Linked DNA regions of Homo sapiens: region 2 is linked to region 1. Evidence: chromatin loops called from intact Hi-C (ENCODE). Cell type or tissue: left ventricle myocardium inferior. All regions are shown on one strand. Links, peaks and the distances in the headings refer to the core of each region. The heading gives the core; the rest is flanking DNA.

Evidence for each region. Peaks named below come from ENCODE experiments on the same cell type or tissue, not always from the same donor. Only the 100,000 strongest peaks of a DNase experiment are listed, where the experiment ranks them.
Region 2: it touches region 1 in a loop (2.2-fold over the local background); 10 of 110 quality-filtered maps call a loop at or near these places.

The regions. Positions count from the first base shown.
Region 1 is chr18:12,638,033-12,642,702 of GRCh38, forward strand. All of the region lies in intron 1 of SPIRE1 (spire type actin nucleation factor 1), which reads right to left. Among named protein-coding and RNA genes, the nearest start is that of SPIRE1, 18 kb to the right of the region's middle. In left ventricle myocardium inferior, for the core only: CTCF peaks have their summits at 2,846 and 3,047; a DNase peak (open chromatin) is centred at 2,723; H3K27ac peaks cover 2,682 bases.
Region 2 is chr18:12,472,406-12,477,075 of GRCh38, forward strand. All of the region lies in intron 10 of SPIRE1 (spire type actin nucleation factor 1), which reads right to left. Among named protein-coding and RNA genes, the nearest start is that of PRELID3A, 67 kb to the left of the region's middle. In left ventricle myocardium inferior, for the core only: no CTCF peak of the experiment used is centred there; no DNase peak of the experiment used is centred there.

The DNA.
Region 1 (4,670 bases), core at 495-4,494:
GGTCTGCCATCCAAATTCCTGCTCAAAAGCTAATCTAGGAATCCAAAAATCCCAATCACATGACATCAGAGCTTAAAGGGATCTTGGAAATGATCTTGCTCAATCCATTCATTTTATACATGAGTAATTTGGCTGGGTGTGGTGTCTTGCGCCTGTAATCCCAGCACTTTGGGAGGCTGAGGTGGGAGGATTGTTTGAGCTCAGGAGTTTGAAACCAGCCTAGGTAACATAGCGAGACCCAGTTTCTATCAAAAATAAAAAATTAGCCACGCATGTTGGCACAAGCCTGTAGTCCCAGCTACTCAGGAAGCTGAGGAAGGAGGATCACTTGAGCCCAGGAGGTCCAGTCTGCAGTGAGCTGTGATAGTGCCACAGCACTCCAGAACAGGTGACAGAACAAGGCCTTGCCTCAGAAACCATTAATTAATTAATTAAAAACAGATGAGTAATCTGAGAGCTCAAGGAGTCAAATGAGTTGCACATAATGACACAGAGTTGGTGACAGAGTGAAGAGCACACTCTAAGGCTCCTGATTCCTCCTCATGTATGTTGGTGTGGTTTTCTTATTCTAATCCTCTTGATATGGTTTGGTTCTATGCCCCCACCCAAATCTCCTGTTCAATTATAATTCTCAATGTTAGAGGTGGGGCCTGGTGGGAAGTGATTAGATCATGAGGATGGTTTCTAATGGTGTAGCACCATCCATCCCCCTAGTGCTGTCCTGTGATAGCGAGTTATCATGAGATCTGGTTGTTTCAGTCTGTAGCACCTCCTCCTTCCCTCTTTCTTCCTCCTGCTCCAGCCATCCAGGACGTGCTGGCTTCCCCTTCACCTTTTGCGATGACTGTAAGTTTTCTGAGGCCTCCCCAGCCATGCTTCCTGTACAGCCTGCAGAACAGTGATCCAATTAAACCTCTTTTCTTTATAAATTACCCAGTCTCAGGTAGTTCTTTATAGCAATGCAAGAATGGACTAATATATCTCCATTCCCACTTTCAGTGGCTGTTGGGATTGAGGGGAACTGCAGGGGTACTGTCCAGGCTAACTACCATTTCTACTGTTTCTGAGGAATGGGGAAATGCATTCCTCAAAAAAAATTTTTTTTTTGAGACGGAGTCTCGCTCTGTCGCCCAGGCTGGAGTGCAGTGGCATGATCTTGGCTCACTGCAAGTTCTGCCTCCTGGGTTCAGGCATTGCACTCCACCCTGGGCGAGACAGCGCCACTCCATCTCAAAAAAAAAAATTCTGGGTGAAGTCACAGGATTTGTAAGTTTTAGAGGGATTCATTCCTTAGGTCTGGTGCAGTAAAACAGAAGTGGCCAACCTTTGAAGAAAGACTCAGAACTTGTCAAGTGTAAATCCCTTGATGCTATACTGGTAGTTTCCAATTGAAGAAGCTGTTGTTGAATTGAGGAATGCGGCCAGGCGCAGTGGCTCATACCTGCCATCCGAGCACTTTGGGAGGCCAAGGCAGGTGGATCACGAGGTCAGGAGTTCAAGGCCAGCCTAGCCAAGATGGTGTAACCCCATCTCTACTAAAAATACAAAAATTAGCTGTGCATGGTGGCAGATGCCTATAATCCCAGCTACACGGGAGACTGAGGCAGAGAATTGCTTGAACCCAGGAGGCGGAGGTTGCAGTGAGCAGAGATCACGCCACTGCACTTCCAGCCTGGGCGCAAGAATGAGACTCCATCTCAAAATAAATAAATAAATAAATAAAAATAAAAAAAAGAAAGGCTGAGGTGGGAGAATGGCTTAAGCCCAGGAGGCAGGCAATGAGCTGAGATGGTACCACTGCACTCCAGCCTGGGCAACAGAGCCAGACATTGTCTTTAAAAAAAAAAAAAAAATTTATTAGACGAGTCCCCTTATGTCCCAGGAAACAGAAAAGCCTATGCCTTCCTATAAACTGACACAGAATGGCTTTACGAAACAAACTAGTCCTGATATAAAATGTCTGTCATAAAGAATTCATAACTAAGGCAACACTGTCATCTTCAGCAGACATTATAAATCTTAAATATTGATAATCAGATCATTTCACCATGGGTCTGCTCAGAGAATGCAAATAATACTTTCAAATTAAGGTAGCTACTTATCTTTAAAGTAGAAACCTCAGCATATGGCTGACTTATCATGCAGTCACATTATCAATATGATTCAAACTAGCTGAATAAGCAAAAGGCAAACTATACCTACCAAAAAAACAGAATTTCTGGAACTTTTAAGATAAATGGTTCTCAGAATTATTCTCCAGCTTTTTACTATGTGACCAAATTCTAGACAATGTTTCAGTCCCTCTAACCATGTGAAATTATGTTCTTTTTCATGCTAAAACTGAGATACCAATGAATACACCCTGCTCTCCTGCCAGCATACCTCTGCCACCTTCATTTGTTCAGTAAATATTTATTCACCACCTACTAAGTACTACTCATAAGCACTGATGACACACTGTCGTAGTAAACAAGCTAGACACAGTTCTTGCCTCATAAGGCTTACATTTTATTGAACACAGCCCCAAAAAAGTAATCAAACAAAACAGAACTCGTGATAAATGGATCCAAAAGGGAGAGAAAGTAACAGAAATGACCCCATCTGGGGTGGTCAGGTAAGATTCCTCCAAAAGATGATATTTAAACAGAGACCTTGAAGCTGGGTAGAACCAACTGCAGGGCGGGAAGAAGAATCTGTTCCGGAAGCAGGAGGTGGCGTGTGACAGGCCTGGGAAGTGTTTGGTGGATGAGTAACATAAACTGTGTTTAGACAGGCAGGGGGCAGATCACACAGGCTTGTAAGGATAGTATGATGAGTTCAGATTTGACTTTAAGGAAAATGGGAAGCTATTGAAGGATACCAGGCAAGAGGGTCAGCTGCGTCCAGGTAGTTTCCAGGTCAGTCTTGCTATAATGTGAAGAACGTAGTGGAGACAGCCAGATGGAAAGCTCAAGGCCAGCGAGGAGGCTACTATCATTGTACTGCAGCACTACACGCGGGCGGCCAGGCAGGGAGATGGCAGTAATGAGGGTGAAAAGGAGAGGGTTCATGAAATAATTTGGAAGTAGAACAGGATTTGTTAATGGATTGACAAACAACATCCTGAACATGCTCCATGTTTTCAAGAATAATATTCTCAAACATTTGACCAAAACTGATCAACAACAACCATTAGTTTAAGAACTATAATACTTTTATAAGAAAGGAGTTTATTAAATATGCTTCTGGGACAATTTTTGTATTATTACTAGGAAAAAAAACCCATAGTTTTGTAGTTAACAGGCTGAAATTTAGCAATAAAAAAATTTCTACAGCCTAATCATACCCGAATTTCTTTTTTTCTTTTTTTTTTTTTGAGATGGAGTCTCGCTCTGTCGCCAGTCTAGAGTGCAGTGGCACGATCTTGGCTTACTACAACCTCCGTCTCCAGGGTTCAAGCGATTCTCCTGCCTCAGCCTCCCAAGTAGCTGGGACTACAGGCACACACTACCATGCCCAGCTAATGTTTGTATTTTTAGTAGAGACGGGGTTTCACCATGTTGGCCAGGATGGTCTTGATCTCTTGACCTCATGATCCGCCCACCTCAGCCTCCCAAAGTGCTGGGATTACAGGCGTGAGCCACCACACCCAGCCTCATACATGAATTTCTAAAGTGCAGTGGCCACTGAGGACTTGGAATCAATGAACAGAACTTCAAAAGTTAGGACAGTGAAACTACGTATTTATTAGCTTAAACCAATTTCCCCCAACAAAATCATCTTTGCCAAGTTGCATTTTAAGGGAAAAAAGAATGTTATGCTTTTTTTTTTTTTTTTTTGAGATGGAGTCTTGCTCTGTCGCCCAGGCTGGAGTGCAGTGCATGATCTTGGCTCACTACAGCCTCCGCCTCCCAGGTTCAAGCAATTCTCCTGCCTCAGCCTCCTGAGTAGCTGGGACTACAGGCACGCACCACCACGCCCAGCTAATTTTTGTATTTTCAGTAGAAATGGGATTTCACCATGTTAGCCAGGATGGTCTCAATCTCCTGACCTTGTGATCCGCCCGCCTCAGCGTGAATGTTATGGATTTGATACAAAAAACAGTCAGGGACATGACCTCTAATTTTAAATATCTCTCATGGAAAAAGCATTCATCTGTTCATTCACCAACAATACGTTTGTGTGACAGGCACTCTCCAGAACTTGCATCTTCTTCCTTGAGATTATCTGACCCCCACCCACAGACTCTGCCCCAAGCCAGGCTCTAGGACTTTCAGCCTTCAATCACCTTTGCCATAAATGTGACTTCTATCCTAATTCAGAAATGGAAGCTCCCACTTTATTTTTGACATAGACTACACTTTGCTTCCTAGATTTGTAACTAAATCCCTTACCTTTCAAAAAAAATGACAGCCTTGGATTGTTATTACCAGTCACCTTCCCAGGGACTAGAGTCTCCCCTTGGACCTAGTATCAGTGATTAAAACCCGCCACAAAATTTGGATATTATCTTTTATCTATTTTATGTAATCTGGCAACACTGGAAGCTTGCAGAGCAAATAAGTTTCATCTCTAGTGCCAATTCTGAGTAACAGTGGCTGTCTAGAATGTCATCTTCAGAAGTATTCTGATGGCAAGTACAGGATAGGAGGTGCCCAGGACTATTTAGAAATGGTCTCACTCATAAGTGG
Region 2 (4,670 bases), core at 463-4,462, 170 kb before region 1:
CACCCAGGCTGGAGTGTAGTGGTACAATCACAGCTCACTGCAGCCTTGACCTCCTGGGCTTAGGTGATCCTCCCACCTCAGCCTCCCAAGTAGCTGCGATTACAGGGATATGCCACCATGCCAGACTAAGTTCTTGTATTTTTAGTAAAAGTGGGGTTTTGCCATGTTGCCCAGGCTGGTCTTGAACTCCTGGGCTCAAGTGATCCGCCTGCCTCAGCCTCTCAAAGTGCTGGGATTACAGGTGTGAGTCACTGTGGTTGGTCTTTTTTTTGCGGGGGGGGACTTGCTCTGTCACCCAGGCTGGAGTGCAGTGGCAATGATTATAGCTCACCACAGCCTTTAACTCCTGGGCTCAAGTGATCCTCCTGCCTCAGCCTTCCAGTAGCTAGGACTACAGGTGTGCACCAAATGAAGTCTCACTCTGTCGCCCAGGCTGGAGTGCAGTGGCGTGATCTTGGCTCACTGCAACCTCCACCTCCTGGGTTCAAGCAATTCTCCTGCCTCAGTCTCCCAAGTAGCTGGGATTACAGGCATGCATCACAAAGCCTGGCTATTTTTTTTGTATTTTTAGTAGAGATGGGGTTTTGCCATGTTGGCCAGGCTGGTCTTAAACTTCTGAACTCAAGTGATCCACTCACCTTGGCCTCCCAAAGTACTGGGATTACAGGCGTGAGCCACCACACCCAGCCAAATTTTTGTAGAGATGGGGGTCTTGCTATGTTGCTCAGGCTGGCCTCAAACTCCTGATCTCGAGCTATCTGACTGGCCTGGCCTCCCAGAGTGCTGGGATTATAGCTGTGAGCCACCCACCTGGCTCATTATAGCTTTCTTTAAGGCACTTAGCAGTATGTATCAAAAGCTACACAAATGTGCATTCTTTCACCCAGAAAATTCAGTTCTGGCAAAAAAAAAAAATTGAGAAAGAAACAAAAGCAAAAATATAACAATGTTCACATAGTGTTGCTCTTAATAATGGTAGAAAACTGGAAAATGAAAGCAAAAACATAATGTTCACAATAGTGTTGCTCTTTATAATGGTAGAAAACTGGAAACAGCCTAAATCTTAAAAAATAGAGGACTGAGTAAATAAAATACAGTAGGTTATTACTGTGGAATACCACACAGCTATCAGGCATCATGTTGGAAAAGGACATTTAATCAAATGGAAATTGCTCATATTTTGTTAATTAAAAAGCAAGTCAGTGTCTTTGTTCTTAAAAGAATTAAGGAGTTTTTTCTTTTTATATAAAACAGTTGAGTTTGTAATTGATAATGTAAATAATTAACATCATTCTAATTTCATGAGTATTTGATCTACAATAATATATTAACTGATTACAAAGAAATTCAGAACTAAATAAGGGTTATTTAAGCAGTAAACTGTTCTGTGTGATAATTTGGACCCACATTTAAGTTAACCCCCAAACACAGCAATGTGTGGTAAGAAGTTTCTGGTGGATGTCATCAAATGAAAACTCTGCAGGGGAGCACAGCTGATATTGTGGAATGGTGGAAGGTATCTCTTAAAAGAATATAGAGTTTCTATGGAAAAGGAGATTAAATAAGATCACGTATATATACAGAGTTTACCATACAGTAGGTATTATGGTGGCTAGAAAGCATTTATTAAAATGTAAAACAAACAAACCAAAAAAACCCCACAAAAACCAAAAACATTGCTAGAATGAGTCCTGATAAGTTAACAGGTGAAATTTACATACACGTGACAGCATTTCCTATATCAAGAGTGAATAAAGTGTTCAGTTTACAGTTGGAAGTGTCACTGCTTCCTCTTCAAGGGGAAATTCTGGTGTCTCCTTCAATTGTTCTGTGGGCTTCATTACAGAGAGTGGACAAAGAGGCTCATGCAAGGGGCAGCAGAGGCAGGTGGACTCCACTGGTGAGTTCAGTGCCAGCTGAGTACTGACTCAGCAGTGGGCCACTCCCTCTTGGAATGGAAAAGAAATTTCACATTGCTCTATGAGGCCTTCAGGAGGCCCTGAAGGATGGGAAGGGTGGGTGGTGGTGGGTGGGGAAGGCTCTAGTCCCCATCTCCATTTCCAGCTGATTGACACTGTACTTCTGTGTAAGTCTGGTGTCAAGAAAAAGTTTTGGCACTTAAAAACATGTTTGGGCCCAGGTGTGGTGGCTCATGCTTGTAATCCCAGCACTTTGGGAGGCCGAGGTGGGCAGATAACCTGAGGTCAGAAGTTCGAGACCAGTCTGGCCAACATGGTGAAACCCTATCTCTACTAATATTACAAAAACTAGCTGAGTGTGGTGGTGGGCACCTGTAATCCCAGCTACTCGGGAGGCTGAAGCAGAATTGCTTGAACCCGGGAGTCGGAGGATGCAGTGAGCTGAGGTCGCTCCACTGTGTTCCAGCCTTGGCAATGTAGTGAGGCTCCATCTCAAAAAACCCCCCCAAAAAACCATGTTTGGAAGCCAGCCATTAAATTTGAGGAGGAGAGGGAAAATGGGGAAGTAGGTGATACAACTGAGAAGCAGGAAGAAAAAGAATAAAGTCAACCTTTTTGAGACTGCCCTTTATTTGTTCTCTACTGTCTTCTACAGCCCTGAGTCTTCACTTGGTCTTTGCTCATGGTGCAACGTCAGCCAGGAATTCACTAGACAAGTCAGCAGAGTCACTAGATGCCAGACATGCAGTAAGGAGCAGAGGTTTGAGTAAGACTGCATTTCTGCTATTGGGAAGGCACGGGAGAAATACATCAACATGCTGTGGCACAGCCCGGCTCACATCTCATAACAAAATGGAAAGCCCTCTGCTGTCTTTTATACTCATTCTAAAACCTAAATCCTACTACTCTTCCACGTGGCTTCTCCAGCCTTTTCAGTCCCTGTGGTGTTTACTGACTCACTGAACTGACCTCTGCCGTCTCTGGACTTCTGTAGTGTCCAGTCACATTCTACATACCCTAAGACACTGTGCTCACTAAGCACTTGGAATGATTCTTAGGTATGTTTTTTATATTCTATTTAAATTATAAACAACAGAAGGGCAGAGACCATCATATTTCTGTCTGTACCTGCAGTACTTACTGAAGGCATTCAATAAATATTTGAATGGAAAAAATGGAGTGGTACTGGAAAAAAAAAAGAAGTTGGTGAAAAGAATAGGAGAAGAGTTTAAAAATGCACTAAAAAGTAGGGAACAAAAAATTACTATAAAATGTGAACGAAAAAAAACCCTGTAATGTGACATGGGATGTATTTAACAGTCTCTGTATTTGTGGCCATTTGTAAGACAGCAAATATGACCAGAGGTAAGTCAATCTTGGTTTAGGAATAGATAGAATTCCTCAACATCTTTTCCAGTTTCATGCTTCTGGAGCAAAACTACCACGTTTTGGAACTGGAAGAGACCTAGAAATCACAGAATCAGCTCCTCTCATCAAAGGGAGAATACGCTGATGGCCAGCAAGATCAAGTGTCCATTCCAGCACCCAGTCCGTACACCCTGAGCGGGCCTAGGGCAGGTGCCACATGGAGAATTGTCTTTACTAATTCACACTGTAAGGAAACACAGTTTGAGTTTCCAGGTGTTCATTCATGTCTATATAAATGTCAGTTCATTAAATGGCTTTACAACAGACCTTCTTCTGAGCTGGCTTTAACCAGTTGATGATCTGAAATTAGCTAATGTTAATAGTGTTTTAGAATAAACACAATTCATCTACCACTATTAAAGAGAACTACTGTCTCATCAATAGAAAGTTTATTAAAACTTTGATTAATACAAACACAAAACTTGAAACAGTTGATTAAAAATAAAGACTTTGGTTTATCTGTGTTTTCTAAATGTTAACATATGAATACATTTAGAAGTTTTCAGCTGGGCGTGGTGGCTCACGCCTGTAATCCCAGCTCTTTGGGAGGCTGAGGCAGGTGGATCACTTGAGGTCAGGAGTTTGAGACCAGCCTGGCCAACATGGTGAAACCCCATCTCTAATAAAAATATAAAAAAATTAGCTGAGCATGGTGGCAGGCACCTGTAATCCCAGTTACTCGGGAGGCTGAGACAGGAGAATCGCTTGAACCTGGGAGGTCGAGTTTGCAGTGAGCAGAGATTGGGCCATTGTGCTACAGCCTGGCTGGCAGAGCGAGACTCTGTCTCCAAAAAAAAAAAAAAAAAAAAAAAATATATATATATATATATATATATACACACACACACACACACACATATATACACACACATATATATACACATATATATAAAAGAATTTCAAATATATATAAAAGAATTTCAAAACTTCTAAATATATATATTAAAAAGGAATTATGTATATATTTAAAAAGGAACATAAGGCATTCCCACATTTAATACCTTTGCTCTTCCCTTATACTTAAAAACATCAATTTTAGATTGAAGAGGAAGAGAGGAATACGCTTATTTCCATACCCTTGTCTAAGATCATTCACTCTGTTCCATAAATCTTTGAGATTTCTACCACCACTGACTTAAGAACTATGATTCATCCGGGTTTAAACCAGTAGCTAGTGACAAAAGTCAGAGGTAGCTGGAATCCAGATCTCACATTTCTCTTTTCGGCAATTTATTGCTTGCTTCATGTTCTAACTGATGAAAATGGCCTCTCTTTGATTAAGAAGAGTGTGCCTAGCAAATCATCTCAAGATTTGGATTTGGG